Regions from separate parts of the Homo sapiens genome. Here region 1 is linked to region 2. A link is an interaction called in ENCODE POLR2A ChIA-PET data of the cell type or tissue named here. Cell type or tissue: Panc1. All regions are shown on one strand. Each heading gives the region's core, and the rest is flanking DNA. Links, peaks and the distances in the headings are about the cores only. Region 1 has its middle 16 kb from the start of IRAK1. Region 2 overlaps RENBP (renin binding protein).

Region 1 (10,325 bases), core at 3,235-8,234, 65 kb before region 2:
ATTCCACTGTGGCCAGAATTGCAAGTTTCTCCTCTTTTCTGAGGACTTCTTCACTCATAATGTCACCCGACATGATCAATTTCTTCCTTGCTTCTGGATCTATTTCTTTTCTTTTTTTTTTTTTTTTTGAGACAGAGTCACTCTGTCACCCAGGCTGGAGTGCAGCAGCATGATCTCAGCTCCCTGCAACCTCTGCCTCCCGGGTTCAAGCAATTCTCCTGCCTCAGCCTCCTGAGTAGCTGGAACTACAGGCATGTGTCACCAAGCCCAGCTAATGTTTGTATTTTTAGTAGAGACGGGGTTTCCCCATGTTGGCCAGGCTGGTCTCGAACTCCTGACCTCAGGTGATCCGCTCACCTCGGCCTCCCAAAATGCTGGGATTACAGGCGTGAGCCACTGCGCCCGGCCTCTGGATCTATTTTCATCAAACATGTCCTGGTAGCTTCCGTTCTTGAAGAATAAAAATAAAAACTCATTTGACCCAACACCCCCTCCAACCACAACCCTAATTCTCTGTTCCTCTTTGTAGCTAAACTTTTCAGAATCCTTGTCTGTTTTCTCACTTGCCCATTCCCTGTGCAGTCCCTCTTCCTCTGCTTCTACCCCTGCCACTCCATCCAATCAGCGTTCATCCAGAACACCAGGGATCTCCGTGTTGTCAAATCCATCCAGTCCTCTTGGACTTTCTCTCGCCGGTGCCTACTCCCCCACCAACCGCTTGTCTCTTGTGACCTCTGTGACGCTGAAGTCTGTGTTCTTTCTCAGCGTGCGTGGGCTCTCTCTACCCAGCCTCTACAAGGTGTGAGTCCCTCCAGACACGCCTCTGCGCCTTCTTAGCTGCCTGCACTCATTCCCGACGGTGATCTTCCTCATTCTCACGGCTCTATCATGTCCATTCCCAAACGGCAGCGCCTCCGTCATGCTCTCTCTCCTGAGGTTTTGGCCTTCTGATTTTTCTCACAGGCACCGTAAACTTAGATGGCCAAGCAGACTTGGGATTCCCTTTCACCATGAGCTTCCCACCTCAGCGTGTGGGACTAGTTCCAGCGCCCACCCAGCTGCCCACACCAGAGCCTCAGGAGTTAGGCTTTTCTGAAAGACTTTGTTAGGGAGGTATAAGTTAAAGGTAGAAAAGTACACAAACCGTACTCGTACAGCCCAATGACTGTTTTATATGTACACGGCCATGTGGCAGCCACCACATAGACCCACATATGAATCTGCTCCAGTTATCTCTTGCTAGGTACCAAGCCACCCCAAGATGTACGGGCTGAAAATAATGGCAATGTTTGTTTTGCTCGCGAGCCTGTGCTCTGTGAGGTCTCAGTTGGCAGAGCTCACCCGCTGCAGTCGGTTAGCCGGGGCAGCCCGATGGCCACGAGCTGGAACCACCCAGCGGCTCCTTCGTGTCCAGCGGAGGACGCTGCCGGGGTGAGGACACCTCCATGTGCCTGTGAGGCTGGGTTCTCCGGGGAGCATCTCAAGCTAGAAAGCCCAGCGGAGGCCACGTCATCTGATGGCCTGGCCTGGGGATCAGGTGCTGCCACTTCCCCGGCAGCCTGCTCACTAGACGCAAGCCTCTGAGGCCAGTGTATGCAAGGGGAGAGGCGCTGTGGGCCGCCTTTTTTGATGAGAGTAGCACCAGAGAACATCCAAACCTGGCTTTAAACACATAGATAGTTTTGCATGTTCTGGAATTTCATGTCAATGAGATTGTGTCGTGATTTAGTTTGGATGTGTGTCCCTGCCCCAATCTCCAGTGCTGGAGGCGGGGCCTGGTGGGAAGTGACTGGGTCATGGGGGCAGATTTCTCATGAATGCTTCCGCGCCATCCCTGGGTGCTGTTCTCATGATAGTTGTTTAACAGTGTGTGCTACCTCCACTGTCCGGCTCTTGCTCCCGCTGTGGCCATCTGATGTGCCTGCTCCCCCTTTGCCTCCCGCCATGATTGGAAGCTTCCTGAGGCTTCCCCAAAAGCAGATGCAGCCATGCTTCCTGTACAGCCTGCAGAACCGTGAGCCCATTGAACCTCCTTTCTATATAAATTGCCCGGTCTTGGCTATTTCTGTACAGCAGTGTGAGAATGGATTAACACACGTGGTACGAACTCGCGTCTGCCTGCTATTGCTCTGCACTGTTGTTCTGTTGCAGCCGTGAGTAGCGCTAAGCGATTGCTTTGCCTTCCCAGGTAGCGTTCCATTGTAAGAATGGGCCGCATTTGACTCTTTCTACTCTTGGGCGTTTGGATTGAGTTTGGGGCTGGCATAAAGCTGTTATGAACATTTCCGAATCTGTCTTGCTGCACATACACACTCATTTCTCTTGGGTGTTGTACACATCTGTATACACATGTTGGAACATCTGATCAGGGAGACCTGATGGGAGCTGGCAGTGCTGCGATGGCCCCACACCAGGACTCACAGTGCACAAATGCCTACTGCGTCCCCTCCGCCTTCCAGATCCCAGTTCCGGCCAGTTTTTGTATTTTTTGTAGAGATGGGGTCTTGCCATGTTGCCCAGGCTGGTCTCGAATTCCTGGGCTCACACGATCCACCCACCTCAGCCTCCCAGGTAGCTGGGACTGCAGGCGTGAGCCCCCACGCCTGGCCTGGTGGGTTCATTCTCGATTGTGTTGATGGTTTGGCAGATATAACTTTCAAACTGTTCACTTTAAATGTGCAGTTTATTTTATGTCAATTATACCTCAATAAAGCTGTTTTTGGCCAGGCACAGTGGCTCACGCCTGTAATCTCAGCACTTTGGGAGGCCGAGGCAGGCAGATCATTAGGTCAGGAGATCGAGACCATCCTGGCTAACATGGTGAAACCCTGTCTCTACTAAAAATACAAAAAATTAGCCAGGCGTGGTGGCGGGCACCTGTAGTCCCAGCTACTTGGGAGGCTGAGGCAGGAGAATGGCGTGAACCCAGGAGATGGAGCTTGCAGTGAGTCAAGATGGCACCAGTGCACTCCAGCCTGGGCGACAGAGTGAGACTCTGTCAAAAAAAAAAAAAAAAAAAAAAAAGCTGTTTTTAAGAAATAAAATGGGCCAGGCGCAGTGGCTCACGCCTGTAATCCCAGCACTTCGGAAGGCCGAGGCGGGTGGATCACGAGGTCAGGAGATCAAGACCATCCTGGCTAACATGGTGAAACCCCATCTCTACTAAAAATACAAAAAGTTAGCCGGGCGTGGTGGCGGGCACCTGTAGTCCCAGCTACTCGGGAGGCTGAGGCAGGAGAATGGCGTGAACCCGGGAGGCGGAGCTTGCAGTGAGCGGCGATCACGCCACTGCACTCCAGCCTGGGCAACAGGGCAAGACTCCATCTCAAAAATAAAATAAAATAAAATAAAATGCAGCCGGGCACGGTGGCTCATTCCTGTAATCCCAGGACTTTGGGAGGCTGAGGTGAGAAGATCACTTGAGGTGAGGAGTTTGAGACCAGCCTGGCCAACATGGTAAAACCCTGTCTCTAGTGAAAATACAAAAATTAGTGGGGTATGATGGTGCACGCCTATAATCCCAGCTACTCAGGAGGCTGAGGCAGGGGAATCACTTGAATCCGGGAGATGGAGGTTGCAGTGAGCTGAGATCACGCCATTGCACTCCAGCCTGGGCAGCAGAGTGAGACTCTGTCAAAAAAGAAAGAAAGAGAGAAAGGAAGGAAGGAAGGAAAGAAAGGAAGAAAGAAAGAATGTCTCTTTGAGGCAGCATATTGATTGATTGGTTTTATTTTCCCTCTACGCCAGCCCGGCAATCTTTGTGTGTTTATCCATTTTCATTTTAATGGATTTGCCAATATGGCTGTATGTGAGATCTTTTATTGTGATAAAATATATACAACATAATATTCATCTGTTTAACTATTTATAAGTGTACAACTCGGGGGCATGGGCTTTGTTTCTTCACCCTCAACATCCTCCTCCTCCTCCTCCACACCATTAGACCCTGACCCCCGCCACCCTCCTGCTCTGGCTGTGTGTGAGGACCAGCTTACCATTTGTTCTCTGTTGTCCCATCTGTCGTTGGTTACTTTCTTTCTCTTTTTTTGCCTTTTCTCAGTGTCACTTTTCATTATTACTCCAGCAGTTACCCTAGGGATTGAGTCTGCGGTGCAGTGGCTCAAGCAACGCCAGAGCCTCCCAGCAGCGAGACTGTGTTTCCGCCGGGCCTCGGGTGCTCTTGTTTTCGTATATTTTAAATCCCAAAGGACACTATTAGTGTTGGTCTAAACAGCCCATTTTTTACCTTTCTAGTGCGTTCCATGCCTTCCTGCAGATCTGTTTTTCCACGTTAGATCTCGCTCTCTCTCTCTCTCTCAAATTACTTTATTTCTTGGCAGAAAATAGGGTCAAGAAAATAACAAGTGGATAACATCATCTCAATAGGAGACATTGAAGAATACGAGTGAACACCCATTCTCAGCTCCGTTCTGATCCGGACTTATTCCTACAAACATGCCACAAACCCTCTCTGGGTCCCAGCACATAGAAGGCAGTGTATTTTGAGTGAAGTTTGAAATAACAGTATGTGTCTCTTTCATGTGTTTATTGAGACAGGATCTCATTATGTTGCCCAGGCTGGAGTGCAATGGCGTGATCATAGCTCACTGCAGCCTTGTTCTCCTGCCCACAGCCCCCGCTTTAGCCTCTCGAGTACCTGGGACCTCAGGTGCATGTCACCATGCCCAGCTAATTATTTTTATTTTTAGTACAGACAGGGTCTCGCTAGGTTGCCAAGGCTGGTCTCAAGCCCCTGAGCTGAAGCGATCCTCCTTCCTCAGCCCCCCCAAAGTACTGGGATTACAGCTGAGCCGCTGTGCCCAGCTATCCTGGGCTTTTTAACAGCTGTGTTAAGACATCTACCTCACACGCCACAAGGTTCAGTTGTTTGAAGTGTGCAACTCCGTGTTTTTAATAGATTTACAGACTTGTGCAACCAGCACTCTATTTGAGCATATTTTCATCATTCCAAAAAGAAACACTGGCCAGGCGTGGTGGCTCACACCTGTCATCCCAGCACTTTGGGAGGCCGAGGTGGGTGGATCACCTGAGGTCAGGAGTTTGAGACCAACCTGGCCAACACGATGAAACCCCATCTCTACTAAAAATACAAAAATTGCCCAGTCATCGTGGTGGGCGCCTGTAGTCCCAGCTACTCAGGAGGCAGAGGCAGGAGAATTGCTGGAACCCAGGAGGCAGAGGTTGCAGTGAGCCGAGATCATGCCACTGCACTCCAGCCTGGGTGACAGAGCGAGACTCCATCTCAAAAAAACAAAATAAAACAAAACAAAACAAAACAAAAACAAAGAAAAAAAAACACCATACCTTTTAATAGTCACTACCCATTTCTTCCCCATTTTCCCTTCCAGCTGAGGCAGTCACTCATCTCCTTTCTGTCTCTATAGATTCACCTACTCTGAACACTCCATATAAATGGGATAATACTCATGGGATCTTTCGTGTCTGGCTTCTTTCACTTAGCATTATGATTTTGGGGTTCATCTGTGTTGTAGCATGTCTCAGCACGTGATTCTTTTTTTTTTTCTGAGACAGGGCCTCATTCTGTCACCCAGGCTGGAGTGCAGTGGTGTGATCTCAGCTCACGGCAACCTCCGCCTCCCCGGTTCAAGCAATTCTCCTGCCTCAGCCTCCCGAGTAGCTGGGATTACAGGTGTCCACCACCATGCCCGACCAATTTTTGTATTTTAGTAGAGATGGGGTTTCACCATGTTGGCCAGGCTGGTCTCGAACTCCTGACCTCAAGTGATCCACCCGCCTTGGCCTCCCAAAGTGATGGGATGACAGGCGAGAGCCCCCGCGCCCATGCTGGGTTTTCTGTGTATTTTGCCCACATGCGTCCCTTGGCTTTTCTCTCAGTTGAGTTTATGATCCACACTCGGTTCCACTCGTGATGTTTGGTTGGGTTTTTTACTAAAGATCTCCCCAAGAGCCATGCCTGTGGCAACCCCCAGCAAGTGCTTGTGAGCGGAAGCTGGTTTCACCCTGTCAGCGGGAGGGGAGAGACAGGGGACAGGCTGGCAGAGGGACCGGAACCTGTGGTTTCTGAGGGACAGGGCAGCACAGAGACGCCACTCACCTAGTGAGAGGCTGGAGGAGCGGGCAGACTTCTCGCTACCGCCTTCACGGCGGAGCAGCTGCCACCCGATCGCAAATGTAACAGAAATGGCCTCACCCATGCTTTTCTGGGAGAGAAGGAAAGTCAGTGAATGAACAACTCCCTCTTGGGTTGGGTTTTCTGCTGAGTCACTGCCTTAATGGCTACCAGAGACAACTGACACCCCCTCGCTAGGCCGGTTTCTAAGGCAACCATTGAGCAAGGTGGCCAGTGCCAACCAGCCTGGAATCAGAAGAGACGCCCATACCCGGCCACCATGTTGCCTTTTTTATTTCTCTCCAGAATTTTTAGAGCCTATTTTTTAAAAAGAAAAACAAAACAAGCTTTTCCTTTTAAAAAATACCCTCTCAAAAAAAAAAAAAAAAAAAAAATCCAAACAGTACAGACACGTACGAAGTAAGAAAATCTCCTTCTCAGTCTCCCAGCCTCCAGTCCCCTGGCTAACACTAGCTGTGGCCACCAGTCCCTGGTTTAAGTCCCCTCTACTCACGCTTCTCTCATGATTCCACGCCTCGCCAGTTTCACTTAACAAGACAAATCGAGAGTGTTCCCTGGACACAGATGTCCCTGACTTTTGTCCTTTTTTAGAGCTGTATGAATGTACTCCATGTCATTTATTTCGCCAGCCTCCCCAAAGGGTCAGTTCGGTTGTTCCAGTTTCTGTGTGTGTGTGTTTTTGCACTTAGGCAAGATCTTTAGGCGAGATCTCTATGAGCAGCAGTCAGGATCTGGCTCTGTCACTCAGGCTGGAGTGCAGTGGTGCGATCATGGCTCACTGCAACCTCGACCTCCCAGGTTCAAGTGATCCTCCCATCTCAGCCTCCCGAGGAGCTGGGACTACAGATGTGTGCCACCACGCCCGGCTAATTTTTTATTTTTCTGTAGAGATGGGGTCTCACTATGTTGCCCAGGCTGGTCTCAAACTCCTGACCTCAGGTGATCCACCTGCCTCGACCTCCCAAAGTGCTGGGATTACAGGCGTGAGCCACCACGCCCGGCTGAAATGACCCTTTTAAATAAATGTTGGGTTAAGGAGGAAATTAAAATTTTAAAATAGTAAATATAACTTTATGGCAATACATTTGAAAAGTCTAGATTAACTGAATGACTTTCTGTGAAAAATAGAAATCTTCAGAGTTGTCTCAAGAAGTAGTAAAACTGCGCCAAGCACAGTGGCTCACGCCTGTAATCCCAGCACTTTGGGAGGCCGAGGCAGGCAGATCACTTGAGGTCAAGAGTTTGAGACCACCCTGGCCAACACGGTGAAACCACGTCTCTACTTACAAAATACAAAATATTAGCTGGGCGTGGTGGCGCGCACCTGTAGTCCCAGCTATCCGGGAAGCTGAACCCGGGAGGTGGAGGTTGCAATGAGCCGAGATCGTGCCACTGCACTCCAGCATGGGTGACAGAGCGAGACTCCGTCTCAAAAAATAAATGAATAAAGAAGTAGTAGGCCAGGCGCCATGGATCACGAGGTCAGGAGTTCAAGACCAGCCTGGCCAAGATGGTGAAACCCCGTCACTACTAAAAATCCAAAAATTAGCCGGGCATGGTGGTGGGCACCTGTAATCCCAGCTACGTGGGAGGGTGAAGCAGAGAATTGCTTGAACCCAAGAGGCGGAGGTTGCAGGGAGCTGAGATGGTGCCACTGCACTCCAGCCTGGGCGACAGAGCAAGACTCCATCTCAAAAAAAAAAAAAAAAAAGCCGGGCGTGGTGGCTCACGCCTTTAATCCCAGCACTTTGAGAGGCCGAGGCAGGGGGACTACCTGAGGTTGGGAGTTCAAGACCAGCCTGACCAACGTGGAGAAACCCCGTCTCTACTAAAAATACAACATTAGCCAGGCGTGGTGGCGCGTGCCCGTAATCCCAGCTACTTGGGAGGCTGAGGCAGGAGAATCACTTGAACCTGGGAGGCAGAGGTTGCGGTGAGCAGAGATCGCGCCATTGCACTCCAGCCTGGGTGACAGAGCAAAACTCTGTCAAAAAAAAAAGAAGTACTAAAACTGAATAGACCATGAGTCACATGTGAAAAGGAATTGCTAGGTGCTAAGCTTCTAAAGGGTCCCTCTAGGTCCCCAGGCTGCTCCATGTGACAGGCACAACCCATCCCCAGTGTAGAACAAATTCTTCTTGCCTTTCATAAGGAGAGGTGTTTGCATAAGATGGAGAGCCGAGTAAGCCCAAGTACAGCAAGAATCGAGTTTTCCCAGCCCCGAGAGGCCCTGGTTGGCTGCAGCCTGATGAGGTGCTAGGTGTGGCCGTCTGGCTTCCCACCCTGTTCTGCGTCTCTGGCTAATTAAACTAAGAACCAAATATGGTCTGTATTTCTACCCATCTGCAGCCACCAGGTGCTAAAAGGGATTCCCAGCTGCCCTGTCTATGGAGCAGCCATTCTTTTATTCCTCTATCTTCCTAATAAACTTGCTTTCACTTTACTGTAAAAAATAAAAACAAAAAACAAAAAGGGATTCCCCACCCCCGCCCCGTTTTCCCAATTTCAGCTGTTGGCTGTAGACTCCCCAAAATCACCACCAGAAAAACCTGTTGTTCAGGCAAAGCTGAGTTTATTGGACTCACTGCAAAGAGGAAGAACACTCCCCCGACAGAGCCGGCCTCAGATCACCAGGGAGGAAAGGAGGAGAGAAAATGCCCGAAGTCCGAGCCGGCGTGGGGAGGGCCGGGTGGGAAGCATGGTCAGCCTTGGACGGCTGGGTGCAGTCTCGGGCCGGGCTCTGCGAGTCTCATCTTTCAGGAGCATGGGTGTGTTGGTCCTGCAAGCGAATTGACTTGTGCTAGTTCTCAGGATTGTGTGGCAGAGCAACAGGTCCCAGAACTGTTTATCACGGGGATAGGAAGGCACCTCGCTCCCGGCATTGTTGAACACAGGGCTAGGAAACAATGCTGGGTTCAGGCTTCCCAACCAAGATCCCCAGCGGACAACAAAAGGAGGACAAAAGCCACTGCCCATTCCCACTCCCCTACGAGCCCACCAAGATCACCTGTTGCTAAAGTCATTGCTGCCTGCAGTAAGGGAGACTGCAACCTTGCCCATGCCTGAGAAGTTTCTGGAAGGGTGAGGTTAAGGTTCATGTTGGAAAATAAGTACCCTTGGGTTTAAGAACCAGAATGATGCCAGAGCGTGGTGCACACCTGCAGTCCAGCATTGTGGGAGGCCAAGGTAGATGGATTGCGTGAGCTCAGGAGTTCAAGACCAACCTGGGCAACACAGGGAGACCTAATCTCTACAAATAGTAATTAAAAAATTAGCTTGTGCACTTCAAAAAAAAAAAATTAAGGGTAGGCCGGGAGTCGTGGCTCATGCCTGTAATCCCAGCACTTTGGGAGGCCGAGGCAGGTGGATCAGCTGAGGTCAGGAGTTTGAGACCAACCTGGCCAACATGAAGAAACCCTGTCTCTACTAAAAATACAAAAATTAGCCAGGCGTGGTGGTGCACGCCTGTAGTCCCAGCTTCTCGGGAGGCTGAGGTGGGAGGATCGCTTAAGCCCAGGAAGTTGAGGCTGCAGTGAGTCTAGATCTCATCAGTGCACTCCAGCCTGGGTGACAGAGTGAGACCCTGTCTTAAAAAAAAAAAAAAAAAAAAAAAAAGAAAGAAAAGAAAAGACAACCAGGCCGGGCGTGTTGGCTCATGCCTGTAATCCCAACACTTTGGAAGGCTGAAGCGGGCAGATCACAAGGTCAAGAGATCAAGACCATCCTGGCCAACATGGTGAAACCCCGTCTCTACTAAAAATACAAAAATTAGCTGGGTGTGGTGGTGCAAGCCTGTAGTCCCAGCTATTTGGGAGGCTGAGGCAGGAGAATCACTTGAACCCGGGAGGCAGAGGTTGCAGTGAGCCGAGTTTGTGCCACTGCACTCCAGCCTGGCAACAGAGCGAGACTCTGTCTAAAAAAAAAGAAAAAGAAAAGAAAAGAAAAAAGAACCAGAATAAGACTAATTACAAGCAACCTGACTGAAACATGATGGACTCGGGCCCCACGTCTTAAGGGGGATTTGGCACAACTCAATGGGGTGGGGGCGGGCACAGTCGCTGGGAAAATAAAACCATTTATTGCATGTACTTCCAAGTACATGCAAGAAATGAGACTTACTACAAAGACTGGTTACAGGAGTGATGTCTGACAGTAAAATCAGACAAGAGCAAAGCAAATGACACCCAGTCTC
Region 2 (5,000 bases), core at 1-5,000:
GGGAGTCTGGCCCGGCTGCGCTCTTGCCCCCTCGCTGAGCACAGTCGCTCAGCTGGTCTGAGAGTTTCCGGAGCCCCAGTGCTGTTCGTTCAGTCAACGAAGAAGCCTCTGCCCTCCTAGAGCTCGAATTTTGGTGGTGGGGGCGGGAGGAGCAGAGTGTAAGCAAGCAGACCTAGGTGGTGGTGAGAGTGACAGCTGTGGGAATAATACCACTGGAGAGGGTTGTGGGGGGGCTCTTTCCTATGGGGTGGCAGCAGGGAAGCACTGAGCAGGGGCCGAGTCAATCAGGGGTGTGTCTGAGGGACTGGGAGTCTGGGCAGGGTGGGGCATGTGGCACAGCAGGGGGGCCTGGCAGCCCGGGAGGATAAAGGCAGAGTGGGCAAGGGACGGACTCCAGCTGCCTGGTCTGATTCCATTGTTACCTGGGTCCTGGGGCTTGGAGGGGAGGGTGTTATGGGGGAAGTCTGTAGGGAACAGGGCAGAAGCTGGGACAGCAGAGGAAGCTGTAGCTGTCATCCCAGCCAGTGAGGGCTGGCCCAGGTGGGAGCTGGTGGGGACAGAGGGTTCACAGTCTGGTGGAGCAGCAGTGGGATTCCTGAGTCTCCAGTTCAGACGGAGAGATCTGGACTCACCATGAATGTTTTCAGTATCACAAGAATGTAGATGCTGCCTGGCACAGTGGCTCATGTCTATAATCCTAGCACTTTGGCAGGCTGAGACGGGAGGATCGCTTGAACCGAGGACTTCAAAACCAGTCTGGGCAACATAACGAGACCTGGTCTCTACAAAAAATTTTAAAAAATTAGCTGGGTGTCATGCACACCTGTAGTCCTAGCTACTCAGGAGGCTGAGGCAGGAGGACTGCTTAAGCCCAGTTTGAGGCTGCAATGAGTTATGATCACACCACTGCACTCCAGCCTGGGCTGGGCAACAGAGCGAGACTATGTCTCAAAAAAAAAAGGCCGGGCACGGTGGCTCACGCCTGTAATCCCAGCACTTTGGGAGACTGAGGCAGGTGGATCACCTGAGGTCAGGAGTTCAAGACCAGCCTGGCCAACATGGTGAAACCCCATCTCTACTAAAAATACAAAAATTAGCCAAGCGTGGTGGTGGGTGCCTGTAATCCCAGCTACTTGGGAGGCAGAGGCAGGAGAATCGCTTGAACCCAGGAGGCAGAGGTTGCAGTGAGCCGAGATCGCACCATTGCACTCCAGCCTGGGGGACAAGAGCAAGACTTGGTCTCAAAAAAAAAAAAAACAAAAAAAAAAAAACAGTACAGATGCTGCTGAGATCTATGAGGCAAAAAGGGAAATGGGGGCCCAGCAAAGGAGACAAGAATCAGTGGTGACGCAGGAAGAAAACCAAGCCAGGGGCTCCCTGAAGCCCAAGTGCTAGGAGCAGAGTGATAAGCTGTCTTGACTGCTGCCCAGGAGGCAACTCGAGCTGCTGAACACAGGAAAGGGCATGGCACCCAGTGGAAAGGGCATGGCACCCAGTGGAAAGGGCATGGCACCCAGTGGTGGCAAGGCCTGGGTGGTGAATGAATGAAGATTCATCATGCGTTTCTAAAGCCACGACTCCGACTCCACTGGTGAACCCTGGTACTGCGAGGACTATAGCAGGGGATCTTATTCTGGGGTCTGTGAGCTTCGAAACCGGGGGCGGAGAATCACATCTTTATTTGTACTAACCTCTAACTGAAACTAGCATTTGCTGCCATTATGAGTGGAGGCAATGAACCACATTGGTAATAGAAGTGCCTGGCTTTGTCACCGATAGAAATCCAGATGTGTTTACATTGCATTGCAGTTAGAGAGACATCTGCAAGTATCACATATATTCGTCACTACTTCCAAAGCAGCAGGGTTGTTAGACCTGCAGCTATATCTTAATATTTAATGCATTCATAGAGTGTGTGTTAGGGGCCACCAGTTCTAACTCAAAAATGAAATTGAAGGAATACATTTTAATAAGATATAGATGACATTAAACAATTACAAAAGTTATAATCAACAGGTAAATCGGCTGGGCATGGTGGCTCATGCCTGTAATCTCAGCACTTTGGGAGACTGAGGCGGGTGGATCACCTGAGGTCAGGAGTTCTGGACCAGCCTGGTCAACATGGCGAAACCCCGTCTCTACTAAAAATACAAAAATTGGGCTGGTCGCGGTGGCTCACGCCTGCCATTCCAGCACTTTGAAAGGCCGAGGCAGGTGGATCACTTGAGGTCAGGAGTTCGAGAACAGCCTGGCTGACATGGTGAAACCCCCATCTCTATTAAAAATACAAAAAATTAGCCGGGTGTGGTGGCGGGTGCCTGTAATCCCAACTACTGGGGAGACTGAGGCAGGAGAATCACTTGAACCCGGGAAGCACTCCAGCCTGGGCAACAGGAGCAAAACTCCATTAAAAAAAATAAAAAATAAAAAAAATAAATAAATAAATTAGCCGGGCTTGGTGGCGGGTGCCTGTAATCCCAGCTACTCAGGAGGCTGAAGCAGGAGAATCACTGGAACCTGGGAGGTGAAGGTTGCAGTGAGCTGGGATCACGCCACTGCACTCCATCCAGTCTGGGTGACAAGAGCGAAACTCCGTCTTAAAAAAACAAAAACCAAAAAACTAACCAACAAACAAAAAAACAGGTAAGTCATTATGCATCAACCAACATAACAGAATACAGAAGGCAAAAATCCAGACATTGAAGGAAATTCTTCTTTACCTTCCTGTGTCATGTCAAGCAGTCAAAAAATAAGTAAGGACTTGAACAATGTAACTCAAAAGACAGAATGAATACACACAGAACTAGTTTTTATTTATTTATTTATTTATTTATTTATTTATTTATTTATTTATTTTTGAGACAGGGTCTCTATCGCCCAGGCTGAGTGCAGTGGCACAATCATGGCTCAGTGCAGCCTCAACCTCCTGGGCTCAAGCGATCCTTCCACCTCAGCCACCCAGGTAGCTGGGACTACAGCTGTGTGCCATCACGCCCAGCTAATTCTTTAATTTTTTTTTTGTATAGATGGGGTCTCACTATGTTTCCCAGCCTGGTCTTAAACTCCTGGCCTCAAGTGATCCTCCCGCCTCGGCCTCTCAAAGTGCTGGGATTATAGGCGTGAGCCACTGTGCCCAGCCCAGGACTAGTTTTACTTCCTACAAAGAAGAATACACCAACTCTTATGGGCCACCATTTAAAGAGACATTTTCATAGTGGACTTCAATGTAATTGAGTCCATGATCCTTTTGAGAAGGGGCTGAACTGACAAGCCTCCCTGAGACAGGTGCCCCATGGAATGCTAGTGGAGAGAGAAGGAAAGAGAGTGGAATGGGCACTGGGCAGGGGCAGAGGGAGGAGGAGATGAGTTTGGGACCAATGGTGAGCCAGGACAGGAGTCAGATGAGATTGTGCATCTACTGGAAGACAGGCCTGTGAAGCCGGGAATGGGAGCTCCAAGGGAGTCACTTCTTAAGAGTTTCATGACAGGTCGTCGCCTCCATCAGGGTTCTTTGTTTCTTTTCTTTTCCTTTTTTTTTTTTTTTTTTTGAGACGGAGTCTGGCTCTGTTGCCCAGGCTGGAGTGCAGTGGCGCGATCTTGGCTCACTGCAAGCTCCGCCTCCCGGGTTCACGCCATTCTCCTGCCTCAGCCTCCCGAGTAGCTGGGACTACAGGTGCCCGCCACCACTCCCGGCTAATTTTTTGTATTTTAGTAGAGACGGGATTTCACTGTGTTAGCCAGGATGGTCTCGATCTCCTGACCTTGTGATCCGCCCGCCTCGGCCTCCCAAAGTGCTGGGATTACAGGTGTGAGCCTTTGCACCCGGCCGGGTTCTTTGTTTCTTTGAATCAACGTAACCACGACTACAATCACAATAGAGAACTTTTTTGTTTGTTTGTTTGTTCGTTTGTTTGTTTGTTTGAGATGGAGTCTCGCTCTGTCACCCAGGCTGGAGCGCAATGGCGTGATCTCAGCTCACTGCAACCTCCGCCTCCTGTGTTCAAGCTATTCTCCCGCCTCAGCCTCCCGAGTATACTGCTGGGATTACAAGTGCGTGCCACCACGTCCGGCTAATTTTGTATTTTTAGTAGAGATGAGGTTTCACCATGTTGTCCAGGCTGATCTTGAACTCCTGACCTCAGGTGATCCGCCCGCCTCGGCCTCCGAAAGTGCTGGGATTACAGGCGCAAGCCACAGCTCCCGGCCCGATAGACAACGTTTCTACACCCCAGGGCAGAGTTCTTTCATTCCATCTAGCAGTGTCTCATCCCCTTGCCCAGTCGGTTATATAGTTGTAGCCTGCCTGCTGCGCCCACCCCTGCTTTCATCTTTGTGGAGGACGCAGTGTCGCGGTTAAGATCGCTGGTTCTGGAGCCACGTCACCTGGGGTCAACCCAGGCTCTGACCCCTGGTAGCGATGCAGTGGCATCTGGGCGGGTCCTGCAGGCGCTAGCTGTCACTGTCTCTGTTATTCCAGTTTCGCGATCCCGAGTACGGGGAATGGTTTGGCTACCTGAGCCGAGAGGGCAAGGTGGCCCTCTCCATCAAGGGAGGTCCTTTCAAAGGTGAGTGGGGGAGAGGGCGGGGCCGCAGGGGTTGCGCCTCTCGGCTGCCCCCGGCCCTCACTACCTGCCCGCCTCTACCCGCAGGCTGCTTCCACGTGCCGCGGTGCCTAGCCATGTGCGAGGAGATGCTGGGCGCCCTGCTGAGCCGCCCCGCCCCCGCCCCCTCCCCCGCCCCCACCCCCGCCTGCCGAGGCGCGGAATAAAGGCTGAGTCCGCTCCACCTGCGGCTGTGCGCGCGTCTGTGGGCTCGCGGGAGGGGGGCTGTCGCGCCGAGGGAGGGGCCGGCTCCAGCTCCGGGGCAGCGCCCGCCCCGCCCCCAGGCCCGCCCCGCGCTGACCGGCTCCGCGCATTGGCCCGCCCCGTGCGCTGGCCTGTCCCGCGCATTGGCCAAGCGGCCGGGAGGACGGGCCCGGCGGCCGTGCACTTCCGGCCGGT

What was found. Peaks named below come from ENCODE experiments on the same cell type or tissue, not always from the same donor. Only the 100,000 strongest peaks of a DNase experiment are listed, where the experiment ranks them.
Region 1: POLR2A ChIA-PET joins it to region 2 with 12 read pairs; 5 of 35 experiments call an interaction of 5 or more read pairs at or near these places.

The regions. Positions count from the first base shown.
Region 1 is chrX:153,998,281-154,008,605 of GRCh38, reverse strand. No RefSeq gene overlaps it. Among named protein-coding and RNA genes, the nearest start is that of IRAK1, 16 kb to the left of the region's middle. RefSeq lists enhancers at 6,189-6,238, 6,191-6,335, 7,881-8,381 and a cis regulatory region at 6,258-6,268. In Panc1, for the core only: no CTCF peak of the experiment used is centred there; no DNase peak of the experiment used is centred there; H3K27ac peaks cover 257 bases.
Region 2 is chrX:153,935,054-153,940,053 of GRCh38, reverse strand. RENBP (renin binding protein) reads left to right here. Exons shown (of 11, transcript NM_002910.6): 10 at 4,478-4,565; 11 at 4,650-4,785. The coding sequence ends at 4,768. Among named protein-coding and RNA genes, the nearest start is that of NAA10, 2.5 kb to the right of the region's middle. RefSeq lists enhancers at 1-609, 3,747-4,251, 4,252-4,757 and a silencer at 4,748-5,000. In Panc1, for the core only: no CTCF peak of the experiment used is centred there; no DNase peak of the experiment used is centred there; H3K4me3 peaks cover 618 bases; H3K27ac peaks cover 370 bases.